Linked DNA regions of Homo sapiens: all the other regions are linked to region 4. Evidence: chromatin loops called from intact Hi-C (ENCODE). Cell type or tissue: MCF 10A. All regions are shown on one strand.

Region 1 (4,000 bases), 310 kb before region 4:
TTGCCTACATAACACTAACAATGCAGTTCATTCCTTTGTTCATAAATTCATTTATTTAACAAACGTCTGCTTAGTACCTGTATTCGTCTGTTCTCAATGCTGCTGATAAAGACATACCCAAGACTGGGTAATTTATAAAGGAAAAGAGGTTTAATTGACTCACAGTTCAGCATGGCTGGGGAGGCCTCAGGAAACTTACAGTCATGGTGGAAGGGGAAGCAAACACGTCCTTCACATGGCGGCAGGAGAGAATTGCAGAGCAAAGTGGTGGGGGGTAGGGGGAAGCCCCTTATAAAACCATCAGATCTTGTGAGAACTCATTATCACGAGAACAGCATGGAGGTAACCGCCCTCATGATTCAGTTACTTCCCTCCAAGTCCCTCCCATGACATGTGGGGACATGGGGATTATGGGAACTATAATTCAAGATGAGATTTGGGTGGGGACACAGCCAAACCATATCAGTACCTCTCATGATGCAGTAGGATGACCAAGACAAAATTCTTAAACTGGCGGGACTTACATTCTAGTAGGGGGAGGCAGACATGATTAAAATGTGTATGTCAGAGATGGTGTTAAGTGCTGTAGAGAGAAAGTACGGGACTCCACAGTCCCATCAGGTCTGATTACTTACACTTCTCGGATTTAAAAAAGGAGATCCTTGAAAGTCTTAAAAGGCTATAAGGAAGAAAAACTGCTTCTCAAAATCTAGGTTTTGTATATATCGTAGAACTGTAAGTATTTTAAAGAGCTAGAAGATTCAGATTATGTTTATTTCCTCTCTGATTTTAATTGCTTTGAGGATATTATAGTCTTACTTGGTTCAAGTTAGTTGAACTTGGTTCAGGCCAAGTTATCAGTAATGGGAATGATAATGATAGGTGAGTCTCTCTTTAAAAAGACAATGGGAAGGACTTTTAGAGGTTATTTAGACTAGCCCTCTCAATTTTGGCGGGGTGGGGTGAGTGTAACAGCTTTATTGAGATATAATTCCTGTACCATACAATTCACTTAAAGTGTACAAGTCAGTGGTTTTTAGTTTATTCACAAAATTGTGCAACTATCACCTGATAAATTTTAGAACTTTCTCTTTCCTTCAAAAACTCTTTTCTTCAAAAACACCCTTTAGCTGTCATACCCTGAAACTTTCTGCCCCATCTGCCCAGCCCTAAACAACCGCTGAACCACTTCCTGTCACTGTAGATTTGCCCATTGTGAATACTTCGTATAATTATAATATGTAGTCTTTTTTAACCAACTTGTTTCACTTAACGTGTTTTCAAGGTTCATCCGTATGGTAGCATGTGTCATTACTTCATTCCTTTTTATGGCTAAATAGTATTCCATTGTATGGAGATACCACATTTTGCTTATTCATTCCATCAAATGATGGACACGTGAGTTATTTCTACCTTTTGGTTACAATGAACATTGTGTACACATTTTTACATGATCTCTCAGTTTTCAAATGAAGTAAATGTAGTGGGGTGATTTGCCCAGTTCCCAGTGTGGTTCCAATGCATTGTGGGGCTCCGGAGGAGGCAGTGGTGCCACCTGCTTGACCAAGATCGTAGCTAGCTGTGAGGAGCTTGGAGCATGTAGGCATTTCTGGAAGAATTGAAATTATGTTTAGTTTCAGGGCCTTCTGTTCCTTCAGGAGGAGTGATACAATGGCATGAGGATGGACTTTGGTATCACATTTTCTACTGAGCCTCTGTAACCCTGGACAGGTGACTTCTATAAGCCTTGGTTTTCTCATTTGAAAAATGGAATTAATAATGTACCTTGCAGTGTTGTGAAGACTAGCAATAACATAGGTAAAGCACCCACCAGATCTAGCTGTGTAAGTGGTATCATCATTTAGGAAGTTACTGGAAGGACCAAGGAAAATGACGATGAGGTGGGCCTGTAATGATCCAGAGCAGCCACTAGATGGCAGAGAAATAGCAAGAAAAGACTGGCTGGTTGTGCACCTGGAACTTAGTAAGGTTTGTTAAGCTTCTTTCTAATTGTCCTTAAGAGGAGAGTACAGGCTCCCACATTGCTGGGAAAAGAGCCCACCGCCCACAGAATGTCATCACCCCATACCTGCAGCCTGTGCAGATATAGAAACACTACTGTGCGCCAAATTCGATAATCTTGCTTCTCATTTCTTAAAATAATTGCTGCCAATTCCCTAGACCCCAGTCTGCTTGACTGTCATGAAATTGCCTTTCAGTTAACCTTCAGCCAAGTATCAGTCTTCGTTCTCCTTGTCTGTTTTATTTATTTTTATTTTTTACTTAAATTGGGTCATGAGTCAAGCCTTGTAGATTCTGTTGTTGGGGAACTTGCAGACCAAGACATCCTCTGTTTTAGACAGATATATTCCATCCCTACAAGCAGAATTAAAGTTAGACTGTCAGGGAATAGTGAAATGTCTGTGTGTGGGATGATGCTTGGAGAAAATTGGTCGATTTCAGGGCTGTTTAGGTTGTTTGAAATAGGTACAAGCAGAGAACTTTTGAGGGCAGCCATTGGGACTGTTATACCAGATGACCTCCCCCTTCTTCCAGAGTTCTGAGTCTAGGTGCCCAGAATGGGTAAGTCAGTGGAAGGTTCACCTTTTCCCTGGGCCATTTAGGAGGACTTCCGGCTCTTGGTTTCTCTCAGCCCCCTTTTGCTGCCAGGGAGGGCAGTTGTGTTTCTAATTGAGTTGAGGCTGCCTGGTTTGTAGAGGCCAGTGAATTGAGGATAAAAAAAGCAGATGAGTTAGGGGCAAATTGGTAGGATCTTGGGGCTGGAAGTAGCCTTGAAAAAGATCACTTGGTTCAGCAATGAATGTCTGACTTAGGAAGACACTAAACCTCTAGTCCTGAGACCCTGCAGCTAAACTGAGAGGGTCTTGGGCAGGCCTGAAACTTAGACAGAAATATATGGCTGAGGTCGGTTCCTGGGCCTCAGCAGGTCTGGTTCTTGTTCATTGGGAACCAAATGGCTCTGGTCTCACACTGCCTGATTTTCTTAATGTCTCTGCTGTCTTAACTTGTGTTTGAGCCTCTCCTATCTAGCATGGTGTTGAGCACATAGTTCAGTTCTATGAACAGAAGGAAGGGAGAAGAGGAGTCAGGAATGCAAAAGAAGGCAACAGGGAAAAAGCTTGCATGGGTCGTAATACATTGTATTTATAAAGCTGCTGAGAAAATGCTTTCATGTTCATCTTCATAAAAGCCTGTGAGGCAAATAGAACAGGTGTTTATTTTACAAATGAGAAAACTGGCTTAGAGTTGAGCTTCTACAAGATTTTACAGATTGAACTGGAGTCTTTTGGTTCTGAATCCAGTGTTCCCGCTACTCAAACACCTTACTTTTGTGGGTGGTGCCTCTTCTCCCTTTTCTGTGGTTAGGAAAGCTAGAACTGGCCTTCTACTCATTCATAAAGTGGGTAAGAGTCATCCTTGGAGTATGTAGGGATTTCATCCTTAGCACCTCTCAGGTCCCTGTTTTCCTTCCATGAAGCCACGTACCGTTGAGACAGGCTGTTGCTCAGATTGAGGTAGAAGTGATTTACGGAAACTGGCCTGGCAGTGGCTGCTTTGGGTTCCAGATTAAGGAATCTGGGTTTTGCCTCCATCATACGAATTTTTCCCTTCATGTGTTAAAGGGAGTCCTCCTACCCTTTTTGGGGTTGAGAAACTAGAAGTTAAGGAAGAAGGAACTTTCTTTTTCTTTTTTTTTTTTTTTTTTGAGACGGAGTCTTGCACTGTCGCCTGGGCTGGAGTGCAGTGGCACGATCTCAGCTCACTGCAGCCTCTGCCTCCCGGGTTCACGCGATTCTCCTGCCTCAGCCTCCTGAGTAGCTGGGATTACAGGTGCATACCACCACATCCGGGTGATTTTTGTATTTTTAGTAGAGACGGGGTTTGACTATGTTGGCCAGACTGGTCTCGAACTCCTGACCTTGTGATCCGCCCACGTTGGCCTCCCAAAGTGCTGGGATTACAGGCGTGAGCCACCATG
Region 2 (4,000 bases), 450 kb before region 4:
TGGACCCAGTGGACCAAAAAGCCCACCCTTCTTGCTCAGCCTGGCAGAGCTGCTCTGCTGTAGCAACTTGGGGACAGTCTTTGCCTCTGAAACCACCACCAGCAGTTCCAAGCAGCCTGCCCTGGCAGGGAAGGTGCTGGGGTCAGGAGCTCTGGGTTCAGTTCCCACCTCTACTTCTCAGTGTCTGGGAAAGCATGGGCACTTTGCCACGCCTCCCTGAGCCTCAGTTGCTTCATCCTATTTCACGCTTAGGGATTAAAATAGAGAAGGTCTCACATGAATTCTCTTCCTTTACCATATTCAAGGAACTCAAAACAAGTTAAGCTTCCAGATACAGCTGAAGCCCTGGCCAACTTCACACCCCTTCTTCTTGGAGGGTGGCACCATCTAATCTCTGATTATCTTTGCTACGTGTATTTATTCTATTCCTACACATTGCTGTATATGGCATAGCATTGGTCTGCATGGATTCAAATGTTTTACATACTATGACATTATACTGAATGCATTATTCTGTAATTTGCTTTTTTACTCAATAAAATGCTTCTGAGATCTATCCATAGCGACACATATGACTCTAATTTAATCATTTTCACTGCTTAACATTGCATTCTATATATACCCAATTCATCCATTCTCCTGTCAATATGCATACTTTTAAGTTGTTTCCAATTATGTTTCATTATTTCAAGCAACACTGAAATGAATATTCTCATACATGTCAAAAAAAAATGAATTACAGATGAGTGTTATCAGGGAGCACATATTCATTGAGCCGGGGTATTCACTACAGGCTCTGATGACAATATGTTATGAGCCCAAACTACAGCAAACGACTTGACAATGGGACGGAGCACTTAAGATTGGGACTCTCTGGGACAGGAAAGCAATCATTGCTGCCCTGTGTTCAGTGTTTCCTATGGGCCAAGCCCAGTGTTCAGTGCTTTATCTCCTTGAATTCTCACAGAAACCTTGTGAGGGAGCTATTGGTGTTACCCTAGGTGAAGAAACTGAGGCACAGAGAGGTTAAGCGTCTCAGTCTGGGTGCAGTGGCTCACACGTGTAATCCCAGCACTTTGGGAGACTGAGGTAGGTGGATCACTTGAGGCCAGGAGTTCGAGACCAGCCTGGCCAACATGGTGACACCCCCATCTCTAATAAAAATACAAAAATTAGCTGGGCATGGTGGTGCATATCTGTAATCTCAGCTACTTGGGAGGCTGAGGCAGGAGAATCGCTTGAACCTGGGAGGCAGAGGTTGCAGTGAACTGAGATTGTGCCACTGCACTACAGCCTGGGTGACAGAGCGAGACTCCGTCTCAAAAAAAAAAAAAAAAAAAAAAAACACAGAGAGAGGTTAGGTGTCTTGAAAAAGATCACACAATTATGGTTGAACAGGAATTCAAACCAAATCTACGTCTGTCTGATACAACTTCCCACATTTCAACCAGAGCAGAGGGTCCCTGGTACGATGCCGCAGAGCTGTGGAAGCACAAAGGCAGGAAGGACGGGTCCCAACGGAGAGGTGCTCAGGGAGGGCTTCCTGGGGGAGGTGACAGTCCCAACCAGCCTAGAAAGATGAATATTGAAGAGGGCAGCAGTGGGAGGCATCTGGGAGGGAGACATTTGGGCCAAGGCTTGGAGGCTGGCCGACTGAGCCCCTGCCCCCAAATCACTCATCGACCCCTTGACTCCTCCCTGCCATTCCCTGCATTTCTCTTTCTTCCAGCTCCCCTCTGATCTCTGGGGTCCATCCTTCTCTTTTTACCTTCTTTCTCTTGAGTTCTGTCCTATCTCCTCATTCCCCAGTCATCCATTCATTCACTTGTTAATTCATCCACTCATCTAACACAAACTGAGCACCAGCTCTGTGCCAGGGCATTGGAACCTGAGTGAGGCAGTCCCCAGAATTGGTGGTGAGTGCGTCCACCACACTCAACTCAACCCCTAAGAGGAGGCTCTGAGATCTGCCCTGTCCCTCAGACGCACCCAGAGACAAACACACCCTCACACCTAGCAACTTCCTAGAAAACACCTGGAGGCAATCATGGCTCTCGGGCGCCCCTTGCTGGTAACTTGGGATGTTGCATCCTAGGCTGGAGAGTCCAAGTGTGACCCTAGGAAGGTGCTGCCCTGGCTCCCCACAAACTCCTGGTGCACTGCAACTTCTGCCAGCAGTTCCATTCTAGGAGTTTCTAAGAGTGCAGTCCTTGTCATAAATGTTTAGTGCCCTACCCTTTTGTTTGTTGTTGTTTGGTTTTTTTTTTGAGACCAATCTCACTCTGTTGCTCAGGCTGGAGTGCAGTGGCTCCATCTTGGCTCACTGCAACCTCCGCCTCCCGGGTTCAAGTGATTCTCCTGCTTCAGCCTCCCCAGTAGCTGGGACTACAGGTGTGTGCCACCATGCCTGGCTAATTTTTGTATTTTTTAGCAGAGATGGGGTTTCACCATATTGGCTAGGCAGGTCTCAAAAGTGATCCACCCATCTCAGCCTCCCAAAGTGCTGGGATGACAGGTGTGAGCCACTGTGCCCGGCCTAATGCCCTAGGCTTTGTCAGGCCCAAGCCAAAGGCCAGAGTAAGAAGCAGTGACAGATGTATGTTTGTTGTACTGGGAAGGGGGGACGGGATGGGTGCTCTGGAATGTGTGTGTGCATCATGGATGTGTGTGCACCAGTGCTGTACACGGGAGGGGTCTGTACACGGGGGTGCCTGGGTGCACATTCTGAGTTTGTGCTTGTGTATCATTGTCCTGCGGTGAGCAGGCCTATGCAAACCACCACCAAAGACCGAGGGAGCTGAGAGGCCAAAGAAAGAGGCTGACAAGTGCAGTTTATCAGAAAGAAAATAGGGACTTGCAAACAGAAGTTGCAAATTCATTTACTCAATAAAGTGCTTTTGAGATCTATCCATAGCGACACCGTCAAGCAATTGCAAGATGGTGCACCCCTGCACCTACCTTCCAGAAAACATTATTTTTATAGCAAGCTTTTAGGGTAAAGACATGTGCAGCTGGTCATGCCTCAGATATTCTGAAGCTCTTGACCACTGGGGAGTCCAGATTAGCATTTTTTTTTTTTTTTTGAGATGGAATCTCACTCTGTCACCAGGCTGGAGTGCAGTGACACAATCTCGGCTCACTGCAACCTCTGCCTCCCGGGTTCAAGCGATTCTCCTGCCTCAGCCTCCCGAGTAGCTGGGATTACAGGTGCCCACAACCATGCCTGGCTAATTTTGTATTTTTAGTGGAGACGGGGTTTCATCATGTTGGCCAGGATGGTCTCGATCTCTTGACCTCAGGATCCACCTGCCTCAGCCTACCAAAGTGCTGGGATTACAGGTGTGAGAGACAACGCCCCGGCCGTGATTAGCGTTTTTTTTTTTTTGAGACAGAGTCTCGCTCTGTTGCTCAGGCTAGAGTGCAGTGGCGTGATCTTAGCTCACTACAAGCTCTGCCTCCCAGATTCACGCCATTCTCCTGCCTCAGCCTCCCGAGTAGCTGGGACTACAGGCGCCCACCACCATGCCCGGCTAATTTTTTTGTATTTTTAGTAGAGTCGGGGTTTCACCGTGTTAGCCAGGATGGTCTCGATCTCCTGATCTCATGATCTGCCCACCTCGGCCTCCCAAAGTGCTGGGATTACAGGCGTGAGCCACCGTCCCAGCATCGTGATTAGCGTTTTTATGAAGGGTTATCTATGCTACAGCCATTGTCTTAAGAACTTGCTGCAGAATTTAAGAACTTGCTGGTCAGGCAGGTGACTCATGCCTAAATCCCAGCACTATGTGACAGTAACACCCTGTATGTACAAATTTTTTTTTTTTTTTGAGACAGAGTTTTGCTCTTGTTGCCCAGACTGGAGTGCAATGGCGCGATCTCAGCTCACTGCAACCTCTGCCTCCAGGGTTCAAGTGATTCTCCCGCTTCAGCCTCCCAAGTAGCTGGGATTGCAGGCATATGCCACCATGCCCAGCTAATTTTGTATTTTTAGTAGAGACGG
Region 3 (4,000 bases), 290 kb before region 4:
CCTCACCTTGCGTCACCACCTTGCCGAAGACGGGCAAGGAGTCGAGTGTGGAGCAGTTCCAGCGCCGGTTCCGGAACTGGTACTGGCACTCCTCAATGGCCAGCTGGGCACCGCGGCGCACCGAGTCCATGACTTCCAGGTTCCGCTTGCACATCTGCACCTGCCTCTGGATCAGGCCCTTGAGTTTCTCGCACGTCTCCTCCTCTGAGATGCTCCCCACCGACGACAGCTTGGCCAGGTACCTGGGGAGAGGGTGACACGTGATGCAGAGCCCACCTCCTCATCTTTCCTGGCCCCGGACCAGGCCTGAGCTCCAGCCCGGGTCTCTGGGAACTGACTCGTCCCAGTGACTGGGCCTGGCTGCCGACTTCTCTCTGGATCCAGTTACAGGCCCTCTTGCCCGGCTCTAGGGGCACCAAGGGAGTGGAAATGCTGTCTTCTGCAAAAAGCCTCTATCTCAAGTTCAGCAAAGCAGGTGGCAGCAGTGGGAGGGAAGCTCATCGAGCCCCTACGGGATCCCTCCCTGCCCTGGCAGCCCCCGTGCCACTGTCTGTGCCAGGACGTCACCCCAGACCTGGCTATGGGATCCCACTGTTCCCTGCCGAGATGCCTTCTAGCTAGGAGGCTGGAGCCGCTGTCTGCCCAGGGTCTCTCTTCCCTGTCCTAGGCAGGAACCCCAGTGATCCTTGGCTGATCTTCTGGCCACAAGACCAAGATCCTCACTGCCAGCCACATCCTAGGACCACCAGATGGAGACCAGTGTCATTGCTGCCACCCTTTGGAGGTGGGACAATGAGGGCAGTGATGGGCTAGAGGTCTAGGGATGGTCAGGTTATGGGTGGTGGTGGCGAGAGTGGGCTGTGTGGACGCTTCAAAAGCCAAGTGCAGCATGCTCTCCCTCCCCCAGGGGCTTGCCCAGCACACTGAGTCTCCCAAGGGTTGGGGATTTTCTAGGGGTTGGCTGTGAAGAAGCTGTTGCATCTTATAAAGGAAGCTGCACAAATTTCTTGTTGAAGAAGGATAAAGGGAAGGTAACTGCTCTTTGGGCCTCAGTTTCCTCATCTGTAGTAAGAGAAGGGAACACCGGTTCTGTCTGAGTGGAGGAACTGCTACCTGGAGCAAGAGGGATCTGTGTGAGAGATGGCCTGACACTGGCCCGAGGCAATGAGGCAGGAAGTCGCCATTTGTTTGCTGAATGAGGGAATGAATGAATGGTGACCAAATAGAAAAGCACACAGAAAGTCCTACTTATGGGAATTCTTTCTGATGATAAGAAGAAACTTATGGAAGTTCCATCAAACTTCTATGGAACTTGGGACTGGGCTAAGTACTTTACATTATTGCGTTTAATCCTCTCAGAAAGCCAACCAGCTGCCATTTAAAAGAGGAGGAAACTGAGGCACAGACATTTTAAGTAATTTACCTCATGTGCAGGGCTACACAGCCAGTGAGGTTGAGCAGGACTTGAACCTGGCATTTGCCTGGCTTCACAGCCTTGGGCAGAGACAGTATTCTCTGTGTGGCTCAAAGACTAGAATTGACACTGTGGCCAGAAGCTGCTGGGAGCTGGGTTTGTTCAACCCAAAGATGCTAGCCAGGGTGCAGCTGGGGAGCTGTCTCCCCATCCCTGGAGGTTTGCAGGCGGCAGCTAAATTTTATTTGTCAGGTATGTGGGTTGGACCAAGTGACGGTTCTTGAATCTGGCTGTGCATCGAAACGTGTGCAGGGTTTGTTGAAGGTGGAGGTGCCTGGGCCCCAGTCCCAGTGGGGGTTGGTGGGCCTCTGAGGTTAATTGAATGTGCCTTAGGTGCACCTGGGAGGCTAGGTGGGCACTGGCCTGGAGAACAGTCTGCATAAGTATGGGTAATGTTTCCTTCTCAGCCATAGGGAGCTCTGACTCAGGGATGCCACTGTCCTCCTCACTGTGGCATTGATCCCCAGGATGTTTCCTTTTCCCCGTGGCTGTGGAGCCTGAGCCTGGCTTTCCTTATCTGTAAATGGAGATAACGGTTCTCACCCAGAGGGCTGCCAAGAGGAATGCCCGTGATTTGCTGTGTGATGCACCTGGCTGTCAGCTGGGCACATTCTAGGTGCCAGGTAATTGTGGGGGCAAGTGTACAGCATGGGGCAAGTGCAAAGTAGGCGGTCTCAGGCCGAAGAAGGCCAACCTCCCCTCCCCACCCCCTGCATTCCTGGTCTCCCAGGGGCCTCCCCGCCCCTCCTTCCTATCTACCAGGTGGTTCCCAGGGGATGCACAGACTGGTGGTGTCCTGACAAGGCCCAGGCAGGAGCTCGGAGCCCCTTGGAGGGAAGACAAGGGCAGGAAGGGGGCTGAGAAGCAGCAGAGGCTGCATTTGGAAGGGGAGGGGCCCACCCGGCTTCTCAGCCCTGCCTGGGTGCTCTCCTGCCTGTGCCCAGCCAAGGGGTCGCCTGTGGAGCCAGTCCCACCTGTTGCTCTTGGCCTGCAGGGGGCGCCAAGAGCCCGGCTACTGGCTGTGGGCCAGGTCCACGTTCAGGCCACAGGTGTCCCTCGGTGGGGGGACAAGGAATTGAGCCTGACGTTGGATCCTTTCCTGCTCAGACCGAGGCTTGGCCTCTTGGAGAAGGGTGGGGGCCCTGTTTGCTCTATGATGTGGGGGCACAGAGCTGGCCCATCCCCAACTCAGTCTCTGCTCCCACAGCATGCAGCCAAGAAGGCTGCATCTGGCTGTGCTGGGCCCTGGGCTCTGGTCAAGGGAGGCACCCAAGGGCAGGGGTTCTCTGGGCAGGGGGGGCAGCCTCTGACCCACCATGACCTTGGGCAAGTCCCTGCCATACTTGGAGCCTGTCTCCTTATGGGTACAGTAAACCGGTGGGTCCATATGGCCTTTCCCACTGTCGGAGTTGGTGGGCCTCCTTCTACTGGCAGGGTGGGGAGTGGCCGGGCCTCAGGGGCCTGCTGGCCCCATGCCAGGCTGATAGATGTGTCTCTGCCATTGAATAAGTAGTAAGATGGACCAGGGGAGCCACCTGCATCCCCCCACCCAGGCTCAGAACTCAGCAAGGGGAGACTGGCTGAATGACAGTCGCAGGGGCTTAGGGTGAGCTGCTGGGCTGCCGTGGCCGTGAGTCACTGGGCCAGCTTCCAGGAAGGAGCTGAGCAACCTCTTCCGTTGGCACCAGTGCCCACCCCCAGCCCCTGCCTTCATCTGGCACAGCAGCTGTCCCCTTCCGTACACACGAGGCCCAGCCCCATCCCCACCCCTGTTCCCCCAGACCCCAGGGTCTCGCCCGGGCAGGGCTGGGTGCCAGGGCTGGAAATGGAACCGGGCACCGGCTCTAGAGAGTGAGAACCCCAGGCATTACAGGCCCTCATCCACAATGTTTCTGCTTGCCCGTTTCAGTATCCAACTAGCATTTGGCTCCATTTCACAGATGAACAAACTGAGGCTACGGAGATAAAGCAACTTGCTTAAAGTCCCACAGCTAGAGCGGCGAGCTGCAGTGCAAACCCAGCCCTAACTCTCAACTCTCTTTCCTCTGTACCTGGCTGTGGATATGCCCCATTTACCTGCTGAGGGGGGCTAACACTGCCCTTGGTGCCTCACACAGGGCACAGTGCATAGAAGGTGTTTAATAAATGCCTGCAGCAGGATGGAGGGCTCTGTCCTGACGGGGTTCCCTCTGCTTCCCTCCTGGCAGAGTGCTCAGGATGGGGAAGATAAGGATGAGGGAGGAATGTGGGGGCTGCTGTGGTCTTTTGATCTGCTGAGAGCCTGGAGACCCATCAGGGCGAGGCCTGATTAGTACTGGACACCTCAGGATTCCCAGTGCCCTAGGGTGGCTCAACCCCAGAGACACGTGTGCCATCCGCTGACCCTGGAGCTGGACCAGGCTCAAAAATGGAGTGCACCAGCCCTTTCTAGGGGTGACAGAGAGCCAGGGCGTGATGGGTGGGCCGGGCCAGGCTGTGCAGGGCCTTGGCCATCCCTGAGGCTTCTCCTGTCGTGGCTGCATTGCC
Region 4 (4,000 bases):
GGTTGCAGTGAGCCGAGATTGCACCACTGCACTCCAGCCTGGGCAACAGAGTGAGACTCCATCTCAAAAAAAAAAAAAAAAAAAAAAGAGGTAAAGAGGTCAAGCTGCAGGTAAAGCCACCTATGTCACAGGGCCAGCTCTGCTTCCCAGGGAGGGGGAAGAATCATGCGTATAAGTCCAAGGGGAGAAAAAAAAATGGCAAAACCAATCCAGGGAGTTACTGACCCCACTGAAATGTGGATCCATACCAAAGACATACGGGTCCACACCTCCAAAGGACTAAATAAAGGACACTCAGCTGAAACCTCAGCCCGAGGGACTTTAGTAGGTCACATCAAACCCTTTCCTGACTTGGCATGGGCCAGTGCGGGACAGTCCAGTAGTTTAAGCAAGTCTATGGAGCCAAACAGACCTGGGTCTGAATTCCGGTAAGGCCACCCAGTGGCTGGGTGACCCAGGGGGAGCTATGGCGCCTCTCTGAGCCTGGGTTTTCCCAGCTATGAAATGGAGATGATAATAATTCATACCTCTTGGGGCTGTTGTGAGAACGTAAGGAACAGTTCAGTGCCTATGCCAGTTTGAAGGTCATACGGGGCCCTAGCCAAATGATCTTCTCCTTGGGTTACTGGATGATTCTTCAAGGGTGATAACCATCAAGACCTACTCTGGCGGATCAGGCACGGTGGCTCATGCCTGTAATCCCAGCACTTTGGGAAGCAGAGGCGGGCAGATCATCTGGGGTCAGGAGTTTGAGACCAGCCTGGTCAACATGGTGAAACCCTCTCTCTACTAACAATATAAAAATTAGCCAGGTGAGATGGCTCATGCCTGTAATTCCAGCACTTTTTGAGGCCTAGGCAGGTGGATCATTTGAGTTTAGGAGTTTGAGACCAGCCTGGCCAACATGGTGAAACCCCATCTCTACTAAAAATACAAAAATTAGCTGGGTGTGGTGGTGTGCACCTGTAATCCCAGCTACTCGGCAAGGCTGAGGCAGGAGAATTCCTTGAACCCAGGAGGCAGAGGTTGCAGTGAGCTAAGATTGCACCATTGCACACTCCAGCCTGGGCAACAGAGCAAGACTCCATCAAAAAATAAATAAATAAATAAAACCCACTCTGGCATGGAGAACATCTGAGTTCTTTGAAGCACTCACATGTACATTCTCATTTGTAGCACTTCTCACAACAGTGCCATAAGGTGGGTCACTCTCCACAGTCTGCAGATACAAAAACTGAGGATCGAACAGACAAAGCCATTTGTCCAGAGCTCACCACAAGCCCTCGCCCTGAAGCCCAGGACTTTGACTCCTAGTCATTGCTCTGGCACCTCCTTCCACAGGCTCAGATCCTACTGACCCCATGTGGCCTCGGTGGGTCCAGCTGTGTCCAGAGGCCTCCCAGACACTGGCTCCAGGCCTCTCAATTTCTCTCCAGCCTCAAAAGGAGGTTCAGACAGCGGAGGTGAGCTCAGCCAGAAGTGTGAGGAGACAGCGCCCTCCAGTGGCCTCTGCGCAGCAGCGAGGGAAGCCGAAGGAGGGGGTGGGGCACTTCGATGTCACAAGGGCTGCAGCCCCGAGGAGAGGGACAGAGATCAGGGGCACATTCGACTCCTGTCCTCACCGGTCCAGCCCCTTGACACCTCCAATACTCCTTCTGTCCCAGGACTCTTAGAATCACACCATTCCAATCTGGAAAGAAACTGAAACGCCACCTAAATGAATATTCTCTTTGCACAAAGATGATTGAATCCAGGGTGGAGACAGATCATCCAAGGTCATGTGAGGAGTCAGGGTGGAATGGATTCAGAGCTCAGGTCCCCTACCTGCCCCTTCAGCCCCAGCAGGAAGTTCATGGAGGTTGGATTCACCAGCCCTGCACCTCCCCGCTCCCCATTTTTCTCCTCTGCCTTCAGGGCTGCCAGGCACACCAGGTAGAGTGGGAGGGGCTGAGGCAGAAGAATGATGGTGATGGGCTCTCCAACTCTTGATGGCTGTGTGACCTGGTGCAGGTTACTTAACCTCTCTGTGCCCCAGTTTCCCCCTCTGTGAAATGAAATTGAATCCTCAATGCCATAGGATTACTGTAAGGACTAAATAATGCATAAAGTAAAAAAGGCCTGGTAGGTGGTAAGCAGCCCCCAAACATGGCAGCCCCTGCTTCTGCTTTTATTACTATTCGTTTGGTGCCTCTAATCCATTGGTTCACTTCTGAGGGGCCACAAGCTCTCCCACGCACCTTTCTCTCCTCCCCTTCTCTCACGTCATTTCTTCTCACCAAACCCCAAAGCGACAAATTAATCCCCAGTACCTGTATCTCTTGTCTGTCACATTCGAGGCTCTGCAAGACGGTGTGGCCTGGCCAGGGACTGGGGAGTCGGTGCCACGCACACAGCCCCTCTGTGGGTCAGCCTGCCACTCTGGCCCAGGGTAAGCTTAGCTAAGGCTGAGTCTCAGAGAAGGGCTGAAACCCCAAAGGGTTTTTCTGGTGCCAAGAGCAGACCGGGTTGAAGGGCGCGGTCAGTACCTTCCTGGGATGATTCTAAGCGCCCAGCTCTAACAGCTGAACATCACCAGGCTCGAGTTTCAGGATGGGAACCTTGAAAAGCCCTCTGTGATTTTCCTTTTCACATCAGGCTTGGGGCCAGGCAGACATGGGTTCAAATCCTTGCTCTGCCACTCATGAGTTATGTGATCTTGGGAAGAGACTGAATGTCTCCGGACCTCAGTTTCCTCATCTGTAAAGTGGGAGTGGTTATAGGAGTGTACGGAACTGTTGGGTTTGGATTAAGGTGTCCAGCCCACTGCCTGGAATGCAGCACTTTGACTTGCTTATTGAACATCAAAATTAATTTACCGCCTTTTTCCCTCAAATCCTGTTCTTCCTCTGGAATTCCCTGTCCTGGTAGGGGTCTGTAATACTTATATCTAGGATGTCTATAATACTTACACATCCAAGGAGGGGTGGCCCATGTTCTCACACTTTCTATCAACTCCGTCATAGCTGTCTTGCACAGAGGTGAATCCATCACAGCTGCCTTGCATGGCCATTCCTCTCCACCCACTTTGGCCATGGCTCTCCATCCAGGACAAGGTTATGGCAAATCCTTCATCACTGGTTTCCTCCTTCCAGCCTCCTTACTCCTGCTGGGGTGGTTACATCAGCCCCTCTCCATGTCTCACTCTGAAACACATGTTCAGAGCACAAAGTCCAAACTGCTCAACCGAGCCAGGACGCCGAGGTCCCTCATGATCTGGGCCCCTCACTCCCACCTCCCCAGCATCATCTACTCCCACCCTGCCTCCCACACAAAACAACTCTCCCTCCCCAAACTCTCAGTGTTCCCTGAGGATGAGGCTCCCTGCTGCTCTGTGCCTCTAAGCCTCTGCCCCCTGCCCCCTGCCCCAACCACCCAGAACGCCCTCTCTGACAACCTCCTCTGCAAGCCCTCTGCAACTGCTCCCACCTGCCCAATTCTTCCCACGTGGAGCCAAGCACTCTCTCCTTCAGGCCCCACCGGCCTCTCTCAGACCCCCATGACGGCCCTTCCCACCTGTATGCGGCAGGTTTACCTGACTAGGCAATCCAGGAGGGAGGCGAGAGCACTGAATGAGAGCAATGCCTCTGGGGTCCTGTCTCCTGGGATTTACTGAGAGGACGTGTGGAGTCCTAGCACCATGTCTGCTGCATATAGATGCTCAGCAAATGAAAGTGATTCTTTTTATGGCTATCTCCCCATGAGGCTGCAAATTCCTAGAGCAAGACTCATGTCTTAATTATCTTTGCATCCCCAGCAACTAGCCCTGTGATCTGGCCCACAGTAGAAGTTTAACAGATGTTTTCACATGGATGAATGGATGGATGGATACATGGATGTATGGATGGATAAATAGATGGATGGTGTGGCTGAAAGAGGAGGAAGAAATACATAAGAGCTGCCATTTAGCTGGTAACTAGGCAGTGACAGAAACGTGCATAGCACTTTACAAAGCAATGTCAGC
Region 5 (4,000 bases), 1.2 Mb before region 4:
GCAAGAATTCTCTTTTTTTTGAAACAAAGTCTTGTTCTGTCACCCAGGCTGGAGGGCAATTGGGGTGCAGTGGCGTGATCTTGGCTCACTGCAACCTCTGCCTCCAGGGTTCAAGCAATTCTCTGCCTCAGCCACCTGAGTAGCTGGGATTACAAGCACCCGCCACCACGTCTGGCTAATTTTTTGTATTTTTAGTAGAGATGGGGTTTCACCATCTTGGCAATGCTTGTCTTGAACTCCTGACCTCGTGATCCACCCGCCTCAGCCTCCCAAAGTGCTGGGATTACAGGCGTGAGCCACCACGCCTGGCCAAGAATTCTTTCTATATATAAAAACAACATATGGTAACAGATTGACTGCAGAATCAGATATGAGAATCCAGTTGTCTTTGATTAAGCCAGACATAAAGAAATTTGCAAAAAGTAAAACGATACCTCTCTTCTCATTAATTTTTTGAAAATAGTTATTTTCCATAAAATTTAAAAAAAATCAGGGCCAGTGCAGTGGCAATGGCACCATCTTGGATCACCCGCAACGTCTGCTTCCCGGGTTCAAGCGATTCTCCTGCCTCAGCCTCCTGAGTAACTGGGATTACAGGCATGTGCCACCATGCCTGGCTAATTTTGTATGTTTAGTAGAGATGGGGTTTCTCCATGTTGGTCAGGCTGGTCTTGAACTCCCGACCTCAGGTGATCCACCCGCCTTGGCCTCCCAAAGTGCTGGGATTACAGACGTGAGCCACCGCGCCCAGCAATAATTTTTTTGAGTGTAGAAGGATCCCAAGACCAAAAAAGGTTTTGAAAGTAATGGTATATAGTCATGAGGTATTTGGCATTTCAATGACTTCTCTGGTACAGAGGGGAAGGGTGAGTGAGGAGTGCAGTGAGATGGGTACCACATTTCCTCTAAGAGCCTAGACAGTCACTCTGCCTCCTCCAGGTGAGCCCCACAGCCATGGGAACATACTGAGAACTTTATTTATTTTGAGATGGAGTCTCACTCTGTTGCCTAGGCTGGAGTGCAGTGGTGCAATCTCTGTTCACTGCAACCTCTGCCTCCCGGGTTCAAGCGATTCTCCTGCCTCAGGCTCCCAAGTAGCTGGGATTACAGGTGTCTACCACCATGCGTGGCTAATTTTTGTATATTTAGTAGAGACGGGATTTCACCATGTTGGCCAGATTGGTCTTGAACTCCTGACCTCAAGTGATCTACCCGCCTTGGCCTCCCAAAGTACTGGGATTACCGGTGTGAGCCCCCGTACCTGGCCAAGAACTCTATTTATGTATTTATTTATTTTAGAGACAGGGTCTTGCTCTGTAGCCCAGGCTGGAGTGCAGTGGTACAACTGTAGCTCACCGCAACCTCAACCTCCTGGGCTCAAGCGCATGCTACCACGTCCAGCTAATTTTTTAAATTTTTTGTAGAGATGGGGTTTCACCATGTTGCCCAGGCTGGTCTCAAACTTCTGAGCTCAAGAGATCCTCCCACCTTGGCCTCTCAAAGCGTTCGAATTACAGGCGTGGGCCGCTGTACCTGGCCATATGGAGGAATTTAAAACATCATATTTATATTCAAATAATCACAAATACTTCAATGGGTAGGCAAGGAAATTTAAATAAAAACATTCAAGCTAAGTTAAAATACTTCAGATAAACTGGCAACAGAGCCTATGCCATGTTCTGAAGGTAAAAGCCCACCTTCTTGTACATAGCGGGGTGTCCTGGTTGGAGGCTGGAAATGAAGGAAATAGAGATGTTTGAACCCCTATAGTCCACCAGGGGGCACCAGAGGCAAAGAGAAGTTGATTGCACCCTTCCCTAAGATTTATCCCAAATGTTTGCACTGAGGAATGGAAGGACCTTGGACTGAAGACTGGAACTGGGCTGACTACATCTAATTTTTTTGAGGAGACAGTTTTTTTTTTTCTTTCTTTCTTTTTTTTCAGGCAGGGTCTCGCTCTGTTGCCCAGGCTGGAGTACAGTGGCATGATCTTGACTCACTGCAGCTTCGACCTCCTGGGCTCTAGTGATCCTCCCACCTCTGCCTCCCCAGTAGCTGGGACTACAGGTTCGTGCCACCACGTCCAGCTAATTTTAAAAATTTTTTGTAGAGACCACATCTCCCTATGTCGCCCAACCTGGTCTTGAAGTCTTAGGCTCAAGCGATCTGCCCACCTCAGCCTGCAAAGTGCTGGGATTGCAGGCCTGAGCTACTGTGATTGACCTGAGGAGACAGTAATAAAAAGGACAAAGACCAGGTCTCATTCTAGGTTATCCTGATTTAAGGTCAGGAAGCTGTATTTTTTTTTTTTTTTTGAGATGGAGTCTTGCTCTGTCACCCAGACTGGAGTGCAGTGGCACGATCTCGGCTCACTGCAACCTCCGCCTCCCGGGTTCAAGCAATTCTCGTGCCTCAGCTACTCACTCCTGAGTAGCTGGGACTACAGGTGTGCGCCACCACACCCGGTTAATTTTTGTATTTTTAGTAGAGACAGGGTTTTGCCATGTTGACCATGGCTGGTCTCAAACTCCTGGGTTCAGGTGATCCACCTGTCTTGCCCTCCCAAAGTGCTGGGATTACAGGCGTGAGCCACCACGCCCGGCCAGGAAGCTGTATCTTTGAAAAAGTTCCCCAGAGGACTCTGATGTGCAGTGAGCTTTGGGAAGCACAGCTGTCAAGCCCATCCAGAACCTTCCCCAGGCCTCTGTGGGCTCCCTGTCCTGAGATCCCACCATTCGTGGTAGTGAGGAACAATGGGAAAGCTGCTCTTGCTGGGGCCTCCTTGGGGTCTGGCGCTCCCCAGAGGTCCTCACATTTGACTGCCATGAGGACCCCAGAACCAGCTCCTCCCATCCTATTCTGCGGAAAATGAAATGAAGGCTCCAAATCCCAAAGCAGTGGAGCGGAGACAAGGTGCCAGATCGGCTCCGCTCCAGAGGCCAGGCTCACCCTGCCAACAGGCTGGGCAGGCTCAAGCCCATCCCAGCTCCTAGCTGGGCCATACTTCTTTTGCCCTTGGTTTCTTCATCTGAAAAGTGGGATAACAAGGGCATCCACTCTTCAGACGGCTCTCGTGATAGCTGATCGGGTGCACAGTGAGGGTGCAATGAAGGCCAGTTCGTCCCAAGGCTTGCCCACAGGTGGGGAGCTGGCACCTTGCCGGCAGGGCCTGGGGGAACTCACTGATCTCTGTTGGGGGCTTTCCTGAGCTGATCGGCAGTGACCCTCCATGAGAAGTTGAAAAACCGCATGGCATTTTCAAAGTAGAGGTCTGGAACTGCAGTGTACTAGAAAAGAAGAAGTGGAGTCAATCACAGTGTGCCCTCGGTGGTGTGCATCTTCCAAGACAGGAAGCCAAGGGCTGTCATGGTTAAGAGATTAATCTGCAGGCTGGAGACCGGAATGCAGGGCTTGGGGCTGCAGGGTCAGCTCTTCTCTTGGCCTTCACCCTGGGGCACGAGATGGAATGACACCGTTGCAGGATGTGCCTACAGCAGTGCCTGGGCCCAGGCAAGAAATATCTCCCATGTTGTCCAATAGAACCTCCTGCGATGATGGATGTTCTGTGCTCTATGCCTGCGCTGTCCAGTATGGCAGACTACTAAGCATTTCTTTCTTTCTTTTTTTTTTGAGACGGGAATCTTGATCTATCATCCAGGCTGGAGTGCAATGGCACGATCTTGGCTCACTGCAACCTCCACCTCCTGGTTTAAGTGATTCTCGTGCCTCAGCCTCCCAGAGTAGCTGGGATTACAGGCGCATGCCACCAAGCCCAGCTAATTTTTGTATTTTTAGTAAAGACGGGGTTTCACCACATTGGCCAGGCTGGTTTCAAACTCCTGACCTCAGGTGATCAGCCCACCTTGGCATCCCAAAGTGCTGGGATTACAGGCGTGAGCCACCACGCCCGGCCACTAATAAGCATTTCAAATGTGGCAAGTGTGGCTTTTAAATTTAATTTAAACTAATTTAAGTTTTAATTATTTAAATAGCCACCTGT
Region 6 (4,000 bases), 1.0 Mb before region 4:
CTAGGGAAACCCTGGTGAATGAAGGGTGAAGGAGCAGAAGAAACTTCCAGAAGCCTGGAGACAGGGGAACGCCAGGGATGGAGCCCTGTGACACTTTGCTAAGCTTCTGAGGTTGATACTGGGATTCTGATTATTACTGTGCCGGTCTCCACGTCTGTTTCCTGTCTCCTCCGGCAGTGATGTGGGCACCAGGAGGGAAGGGGTGTGTCTGCTGATGCATGCTGCCTCCCCAGCACCTAGCACAGTGCTTGGCACTGAGTAGGTGCTCACTAAAAATATGTGGACTGCAGTTGGTTATAGTAGGAGGAACAGAGAGAGAAGCCTGGGCTTGAAGCCAGTGTTCATCCTGTCAATCCAGTGACTTGGATAAGTCCTGTGACCCTGGTGAGCCTGAATTGGCTCACTTACCTGTGTTGTGGGGAGAATAACCCTTCTCTCTCAGAGTCATAGTGAATTTAAATGATCACATTTGCATATAGCTTCAGGCTCATCCTAGGAGCTCCTGGCAGCCAGGAATGGTAAAGAGGCACCACATCCTACACCTGGGTCTGCAGGCCCATAGAGGGGACCCAGCAACTTCACTGACTTGCTGGGGGATGTCAGCCAAGTCCCTTTACATTCTAGGACTCTGTTAGCTCCCTTTTAAAATAAGGAGAATAAGGCCAGGCATGGTGGCTCATGCCTGTAATCCCAGCACTTTGGGAGGCCAAGGCAGGCAGATCACTTGAGGTCAGGAGTTCGAATCCAGCCTGGCCAACATGGTGAAACTCTGTCTCTACTAAAAATACAAAAATTAGCCGGGTGTGGTGGCACGTACCTGTAGTCCCAGCTATTTGGGAGCCTGAGGCAGGAGAATCACTTGAACCCGGGAGGCAGAGGTTGCAGTGAGCAGAGATCACGCCACTGCACTCCAGCCTGGGCGATAGAACAAGACTCCATCTCCAAAAAAACACAAAGTAAAAAAGAAATATGCGTAAGAGTTTTGCATACTTTGTTGGCACTGTGAGGTCTCCTCTGAGAGTTGGGGAGGCCATACAGGCTGTATTTGTGGGAGGAGCATTGAGGGTGTGGAGTGAATGGCAAAGGTTTCATCCCACGTTGTGGAAAGTGGGAGAGAAGGTTTAAGGAGGTGATGAATTTAAAGAGCCCGGTGCAGCTCTGACTCCTGAGGGAGAGCTGGGCTAATGTTGGCTGTTCTCGTTCTCCTTATTAATTATATTGGGGCACTTTTGGAGGCCAAGGCGGGAGGATCGCTTGAACCTAGGAGTTCAAGACCAGCCTGGGCAACATAGTGAGACCCCATCTCTACAAAAAATAAAACAATTAGCCAGGCATGGTAGTGTATGCCTGATGCTGAGGCGGGAGGGTCACTTGAGCCCAGGAGGTCAAGGCTGCAGTGAGCTATGATTGCACCACTGTACTCTAGCCTGGGCAAGAGAGCAAGACCCTGTCCTTAAGGGGGGGAGGGGAAAGTATTGGGTTCAAACCCAGCACTATCCCTTAGTTAAGTGACTTATCTCAGTGTTTTAGTTTCCAATCTGTAAAACAGGGACAATAACAGAACCTACCTCAGAAAGTTGCTGTGAAGATTCCCTTAGAAAAAGCATGTTAATGGCCGGTACTGTTATGGCTGGGCGCGGTGGCTCACGCCTATAATCCCAGCACTTTGGGAGTCCGAGGCAGGCAGATCACTTGAGGTCAGGAGTTTGAGACCAGCCTGGCCAACATGGTGAAACCCCCGTCTCTACCCAAAATACAAAAATTAGCTGGTCTTCTTAGTGGGTGCCTGTAGTCCCAGCTACTTGGGAGGCTGAGGCAGGAGAATCGCTTGAACCCGGGAGGCCGAGGTTGCAGTCAGCAGAGATTGCCACTGCACTGCAGCTTGGGTGACAACAGTGAAGTGACAGCTTGTGGTAAAAAGGGTAGCTCAGGCTCCATCCCTGCGCCTGGACAACTGTCGAGGTCTTCTAAGAAACTGACCAGCAGGGGACAGCAGGTGTCCATCCAGGGAAGGACTCGATGCAAGCCTTCAGGCTGTGATACCCAAGAAGTGATGGGGGCTGGAGGGGAGCCCAGAGCACCATGGAAGCCCTGTGGGGTGGGGAATGGGGCTAGGAGTGGATTGGGGTGCCCCAAGCTCAGGTGGGTGAGGAGCAACCAGGTCAAGCTCAGGGAGCCTCTGGGAATAGGTGGGAACAGCTTTAGGGGCAGAGAGTAGCAGCAGCCTCAGACGAACCAAGAAGGAAATGAACAGACAGAAGGATACTGGCTATTTCCCCAGGCTCAGAGCAGACCCACGTGGGGTGAACAGGGACATTCTGGGTAGAAGAGGATGAGGGACCAGGTCCAAGACGAGCGCGATGGCTCACACCTGTAATCCCAGCACCTTGGGGGTTGGGGGCAGGAGGATCGCTAGAGCCCAGGAGGTCTAGGCTATAGTGAGCTATGATTGTACCACTGCACTCCAGCCTGAATGACAGAGTGAGACCCTGTCTCTTTAAAAAAAAAAAAAAAAGAAGAAGAAGAAGGAGTTGGGGCAGTGGGGAGGAATAGCATTGGGAGATATACCTTATAGAAATGACGAGTTAATGGGTGCAGCACACCAACATGGCGCATGTACACATATGTAACAAACCTGCACGTTGTGCACACATACACCCTAGAACTTAAAGTATAATTAAAAAAAAAAAAAAGAAGGAGTTGGGGCAGTGGAGTGGAATAGCATTAGGAGATATACCTAATATAAATATATAAATGACGAGTTAATGGGTGCAGCAAACCAACATGGCGCATGTACACTTATGTAACAAACCTGCACGCTGTGCACACATACACCCTAGAACTTAAATTAAAAAAAAAAAAAAAGAAGACAAAGAAGTCCAATGTAAGAATGAGCCTTGCTTGAGTAAGGGGATCTGGGGAGGAAAGGGACTTTGTGCTGGGAAGGAAAGGGCAGAGTCCAGGCTGGGATTTGGGATTGGGAGTGGGGGAGTGAAAGAGTTGGGCAGGGCTTTGTGGCCTGGGATTTGGAAAGCAGGGTTGGCAGCAGGGAGCTGGGGCAGAGAACCAGGCTGGGGGCCTAGGGGAGGAGGGGAGGGGAAGACCAATCAGGCCTCTAGAAGAGGCAGCTCCCCAGAAACAATCCCGGAGCCAGGCTTAGCCTCGCCGGACCTCACCAGGCCTCGAGCTTCCAGTGCCCAGTACCAGGCCTCTGAAGGGCCAGGGAGGACGTGGGGTGAGCCCGTGACACACCAGGCTTGACTCCCCTGCCAGTGGGGAGTAAGGAAGCCTCTTCTTCTTCCTTCTCCCAGGCCCCTGCCTGGAGCTCAAAACCCAGAGCCCATTGTTAGACATGGAGATCCACACAAGGTTACAGGCATAGCCGGGTCTGGAGCTGCAGACTCACGGCCCTGGCTGTCTGAGTAGATGGCGCTCACACCAAGTGGTGTTTCCCTTCTTCACCAGCTTTTTTTTTTTTTTTTTTTTTGAGACAGGGTCTTACTCTGTCGTTCAAGCTGGAGTGCAGTGGTGTGATCACAGCTCACTACAGCCTCGACCTCCCAGGCTTGAGCAATCCTCCTGCCTCAGCCTTCCCAGTAGCTGGGACCACAGACACACCACCATGCCCGGCTAATTTTTCAATGTTTTGTAGGGATGGGGTCCCGCCATGTCGCCCAGGCTGATCCAGCTTCTGTCTGTGTCTCTGAAGCTTGCCCTGAACCCCCTGGAGAGTGTCTGGGAATCACAAAGGCCTCCACTGTCAGGGCTAGAACAGGGTTCTAGCTCAGGGTTGCCTGAGCCCATGCTCCCATTTTATGGAGGAGGAAATCAACGCACAAGGCCATGGAGGCCGAGTTGTATGGAAAAACAGGACTGGAGCTCCCAGTCCAGGGTTCTTTTTTCTGATCTGCAGCATTAAGCAGATAACCACGCAGTGGCTGCGCCAATCCTGCCTGACAAAGGCCCAGGGGAGTGACATCCCCAAGAGGGTTCTAAAATG
Region 7 (4,000 bases), 760 kb before region 4:
ATACCTGCCCCCACTCAGGCCCTACCCCTGAGGATGTGTTTCTCATCTCCATGCAGATCATGTGGCTTGAAAGGCCCTGGAAGCAAAGCCCTTCTGGAGGCAGCACCCAGGTGTACGGTCTTTCATTCCTTCCCCCATTCATTCAGTATTGAGCACCCACTGTGTGGCTGACACTGTATTGAGCACCCACTGTGTGGCTGACACTATTCAGACACTGGCGATAGAGTCTGAACAAGACAGACAAGGTCTCTGGTAGACCTGTGTGCACAACTGCACACAAACTTTCCCAGGTCACACATGCACTTGGCCTAGTACCGTGCCACGCACATGCAAAGAGTCATCTAACTCATGCCTGTAGAGATCACATCAAGATCAAATGCATGCAGACAGGCTCACATGAACATCAGCCCCCATGCTGCAAACCCACAAGTACGTGCACATGCAAAGGTCAACTCCAGCTCCCACCCTTAGGTCCCCCATCAGTGCACATGCACCTACTGACTCCGGCTGCGTTAGTACATGCATGTAAATACACACTGATGACAGCACATACAGGCACAGGAATCTCAGGCCCACACATCCTTACTCAAATCACATTATTTATGTTCATACAATATACACAGACAGATGTGTACACACCTCACAAACACGCATGGAGCATCCAGCTAACTACTGGGAAGAAATAAAGGTAGGAGACAGAATGGCTCTTTGGGGGTCAGAGAAGAGTGCAATTGCTGCATCTCCAGGATTGCAGAGTGGAGGCCAAGACACCTCTCATGTATTACAGGCTGGTGTCTAGCCGGCCAGCCCCCATCTCCTACCTCCACTGCTATGGGCGTGGCCCTCCCAGCCCATTTTCGGGGCAGTTGGACAAAGCTGGGAGACTGCTTGAGGCCCAGAGCTCCCCTCAGGAAGCTGGGCTGGCGGAGTCCTGACCTGGGGAGACCTGCCTGTGGCCCCAGCTCTGCTGGCAACCCACCATTTCTCATCACAAGTGCCTTCCCACTTCTGGCCTCTGCTGGTTCATCTATAATGGGGGGAGAGAGTTTCCCAACAGTTCCTTATGATACCACCCTCCCAGGAGGCCAACCAGTCTGGGACTCTGAGAGCCCCTCTCCACCCCGACAAGGCCCTCATTGAGGCAGTGGCTCTCAACAAGGGTGGCTCTGCCCCCCAGAGGGCGCCAGGGTGGTTTCAGTCCTCAGAAATGACGGGGTCGCCACTGTCATTCAGTGGGTGGGGGACAGGAAAGCTACGCTGGTGAGAGTCCCACTTCAGGAGATTTGTTGTTCATCAGATATCCTCCTAGATATTCAAGTGGGTAAAAAGCCCGGGTAACCCATCCTAGAACCTAACTCTGGTTTACAAATGAATATTTTTTGGTGTGGCTTTAATCCATAATACATTTTTCAAAGGTGCAGCTACTGAAGTCATTCTGAACTAGAGGTCAGGTACAGCGACATGACTTTCTGCTCTTAAATCTAAGGGTAGGCCGGGCTCAGTGGCTCACATCTGTAATCCCAGCACTTTGGGAGGCTGAGGCGGGTAGATCACCTGAGGCCAGGAGTTCGAGACCAGCCTGACCAATATGGTGAAACCTTGTCTCTACTAAAAATACAAAAATTAGCCAGGTGTGGTGGCATGCGCCTGTAGTCTCAGCTACTCAGGAGGCTGAGACAGGAGAATTGCATGAACCCAGGAGGCGGAGGTTGCAGTGAGCTAAGATCACAGCACTACACTCTAGCCTGGAGTTTTTGAGACTCTGTCTCAAAAAACAAAAACAAAAACAAAAAATCTAAGGGTAGGCTGGGCAAGGTGGTTCACACCTGTAATCCCAGCACCTTGAGAGGCTGAGGTGAGAGGACTGCTTAAGCCCAGAAGTTCGAGACCGGCCTGGTAACAAAGCAAGACTCCATCTCTATTACGATAATTTTAATTTTTTTAAATCTAAGGGTATATTTTTAATAAATAGGTGCCCAAGGCTGGTTACTTCTTTGGCTCTTGTGGTGTGGTCATGCCACAGCATTCATGTAGGGAGGTGGAGGGCCTTTTTCATCTCTTATGCCAGTATATAGTTGGTTTTTGAAGTCAGGTGTGTAGGCAGGCTTATTTCCTAGGAATATCATGACAGGAAAATGAAGAACGCTTTTTTTTTTTTTTTGAGACGGAGTTTTGCCCTTGTCGCCCAGGCTGGAGTGCAATGGCGCGATCTCGGCTCACCGCAACCTCCACCTCAGTAGCTGGGATTACAGGCATGCACCATCAGGCCCAGCTAATTTTTGTATTTTTAGTAGAGTCGGGGTTTTTCCATGTTGGTCAGGCTGGCCTCGAACTCCCGACCTCAGGTGATGCGCCCGCCTTAGCCTCCCAAAGTGTTGGGATAACAGGCGTGAACCACAGTGCCCGGCCGAAGAACGCTTTTTAAAACGTGTTCTCTAATGGGTCCGGGAGTCCGCCGCGGTCTCGGGCGCCACCAATTGGCCGTCATAAGAACTGCAGGCGACGGCCGCCCGGGCTCCAGGACCAGGGACAGCGCCCCGGGAGCATCTCAGAGAAGGGTGGGGACCCGGAGCCGCCGGGACAGCGCCCCCAGTCACCGGCCGCGCGCTCGCCACCCCCCGCACTTCCTCACCCCTCCCTTACATGGAGGCGGCCCCAGCGCCCGTCCTCGCCCTCTCCCCGGCGCCAGGCGCCGCCGCACGTCTCCCAGCTCACAAGGGCGCACCTGCGCCCGCCCACTGTGCTCTCGCCGCCCCCTCCCGCGGGACCCGTTCTCTCGGTGCGCAGATCACGGGGCCGCACCTACGCGTTCCGGGATCTCTGTGATCCTGACAACAGCCCCGTGAGGCTGATCCTGCAAGAGTTACATGTCTGCCATGGCTGACGGGGGAAATTGAGGTGTGCAAACAGAGCAGATCCAGCTCTTCCGAGCTCTTCGGGACCTCAGTCCCTATCACCCGTGCGCTGCAGCTCAGTGGCACAGCCCCTTCTAGTTCCCGAGGCCCTGTGCCAAGTGCTTTCATCCAGTCCTTAAACCCACCCTGTAAATTAGGTACAATCATCTTCCCCATTTCACAGATCAGGAAGCCAAGGTCCCAGAGGCTGAGTGGCTTGCCTAAGGATCAGTGGATGCAGATATGGCTACAAAACCTCTCTGAGGTCTTCACACTGCTCTGAGTCACTGTGAGGGACGCTCCTGCCAGGGAAAAAGTCCTTCCAACAGTACACACTGCCCTGCCCTGGCTGCTCTGTCCTGGTATCCTCGGGCTTGAATGCCTTCTGGGATAGGATGCGGGCATGGAGCCTCAAGATCTCTCACAGAGGAACCCAATCTCCCCATCCTCACAAGCTTTAGCCTCACAAAGCACCTCCCCAAGACACACAGTAGGTGCTTAATAACCCGTTGCTTGGCTGAAGCCCTGCCTTCCAGGAACCAGGGCTCTAAATGCATAACTACACAGCCTGGATACAGAGCAGGGCAGTGTGAGCCAGTGAGGAAGGGCACAGGCTCAAGAGGGCTGGACAGAGTGGGTTCCAACTCAGCTATATATATTTATTGAGACAGTCTCGCTCTGTCACCCAGGCTGGAGTGCAATGGCACGATCTTGGCTCACTGCAACCTCTGCCTCCAGGGTTCAAGCGATTCTCTCGCTTCAGCCTCCTGAGTAGCCGGGACTACAGGCACCCGCCACCATGCCCGGCTGATTTTTGTATTTTTAGTAGAGATGGGGTTTCACCATTTTGGCCAGGCTGGTCTTCAACTCCCAACCTCAAGTGGTCCTCCCGCCTCAGCCTCCCAAAGTGCCAGGATTACAGGCAAGAGCCACTGCACCCAGCCCCGACTCAGTCTTGAGCTGTGACCGTCAGCCTTAGTTTCCAATCTGGAAAATGGAGATGATACTAGCTCTTAGCTCACAGAGTGATGGCGTGTTAAACAAGGTGATGCACACAGACACCTTAGCATGGTGCCTTGTGCTCACGAACGGCTTGCACGGTGGTG

What was found. Hi-C counts contacts between places; a loop is a spot of excess contacts. Peaks named below come from ENCODE experiments on the same cell type or tissue, not always from the same donor. Only the 100,000 strongest peaks of a DNase experiment are listed, where the experiment ranks them.
Region 1: a loop joins it to region 4, with 22 times the contacts of the local background. A loop is called at or near these places in 70 of 110 quality-filtered maps.
Region 2: it touches region 4 in a loop (19-fold over the local background); 3 of 110 quality-filtered maps call a loop at or near these places.
Region 3: a loop joins it to region 4, with 20 times the contacts of the local background. A loop is called at or near these places in 42 of 110 quality-filtered maps.
Region 5: it touches region 4 in a loop (11-fold over the local background); 2 of 110 quality-filtered maps call a loop at or near these places.
Region 6: it touches region 4 in a loop (17-fold over the local background); 6 of 110 quality-filtered maps call a loop at or near these places.
Region 7: it touches region 4 in a loop (10-fold over the local background); 5 of 110 quality-filtered maps call a loop at or near these places.

Annotation. Positions count from the first base shown.
Region 1 is chr1:22,103,891-22,107,890 of GRCh38, forward strand. No RefSeq gene overlaps it. Among named protein-coding and RNA genes, the nearest start is that of WNT4, 37 kb to the right of the region's middle. In MCF 10A, a CTCF peak has its summit at 1,925 (motif pointing right); no DNase peak of the experiment used is centred here.
Region 2 is chr1:21,962,096-21,966,095 of GRCh38, forward strand. No RefSeq gene overlaps it. Among named protein-coding and RNA genes, the nearest start is that of CELA3B, 13 kb to the right of the region's middle. RefSeq lists an enhancer at 1-464 and a silencer at 1,949-2,216. In MCF 10A, a CTCF peak has its summit at 2,065 (motif pointing left); a DNase peak (open chromatin) is centred at 2,056.
Region 3 is chr1:22,129,610-22,133,609 of GRCh38, forward strand. It overlaps WNT4 (Wnt family member 4), which reads right to left. Exons shown (of 5, transcript NM_030761.5): 2 at 7-242. Among named protein-coding and RNA genes, the nearest start is that of WNT4, 11 kb to the right of the region's middle. RefSeq lists enhancers at 1,722-2,482, 2,483-3,241, 3,581-4,000. In MCF 10A, a CTCF peak has its summit at 2,468 (motif pointing right); DNase peaks (open chromatin) are centred at 2,492 and 3,122.
Region 4 is chr1:22,415,270-22,419,269 of GRCh38, forward strand. It overlaps LOC105376856 (a long non-coding RNA gene), which reads right to left and starts at 3,695. Exons shown (of 3, transcript XR_947058.2): 1 at 3,572-3,695; 2 at 2,949-3,182; 3 at 1,062-1,701. RefSeq lists an enhancer at 1,961-2,876. In MCF 10A, a CTCF peak has its summit at 1,506 (motif pointing left); a DNase peak (open chromatin) is centred at 1,472.
Region 5 is chr1:21,230,375-21,234,374 of GRCh38, forward strand. It overlaps ECE1 (endothelin converting enzyme 1), which reads right to left. Exons shown (of 19, transcript NM_001397.3): 14 at 3,184-3,287. Among named protein-coding and RNA genes, the nearest start is that of EIF4G3, 55 kb to the left of the region's middle. In MCF 10A, a CTCF peak has its summit at 1,786 (motif pointing right); a DNase peak (open chromatin) is centred at 1,807.
Region 6 is chr1:21,368,745-21,372,744 of GRCh38, forward strand. No RefSeq gene overlaps it. Among named protein-coding and RNA genes, the nearest start is that of NBPF3, 69 kb to the right of the region's middle. In MCF 10A, a CTCF peak has its summit at 1,981 (motif pointing right); a DNase peak (open chromatin) is centred at 1,997.
Region 7 is chr1:21,656,796-21,660,795 of GRCh38, forward strand. All of the region lies in intron 1 of RAP1GAP (RAP1 GTPase activating protein), which reads right to left. Among named protein-coding and RNA genes, the nearest start is that of RAP1GAP, 11 kb to the right of the region's middle. RefSeq lists silencers at 2,561-2,720, 2,791-2,840. In MCF 10A, a CTCF peak has its summit at 2,470 (motif pointing left); a DNase peak (open chromatin) is centred at 2,506.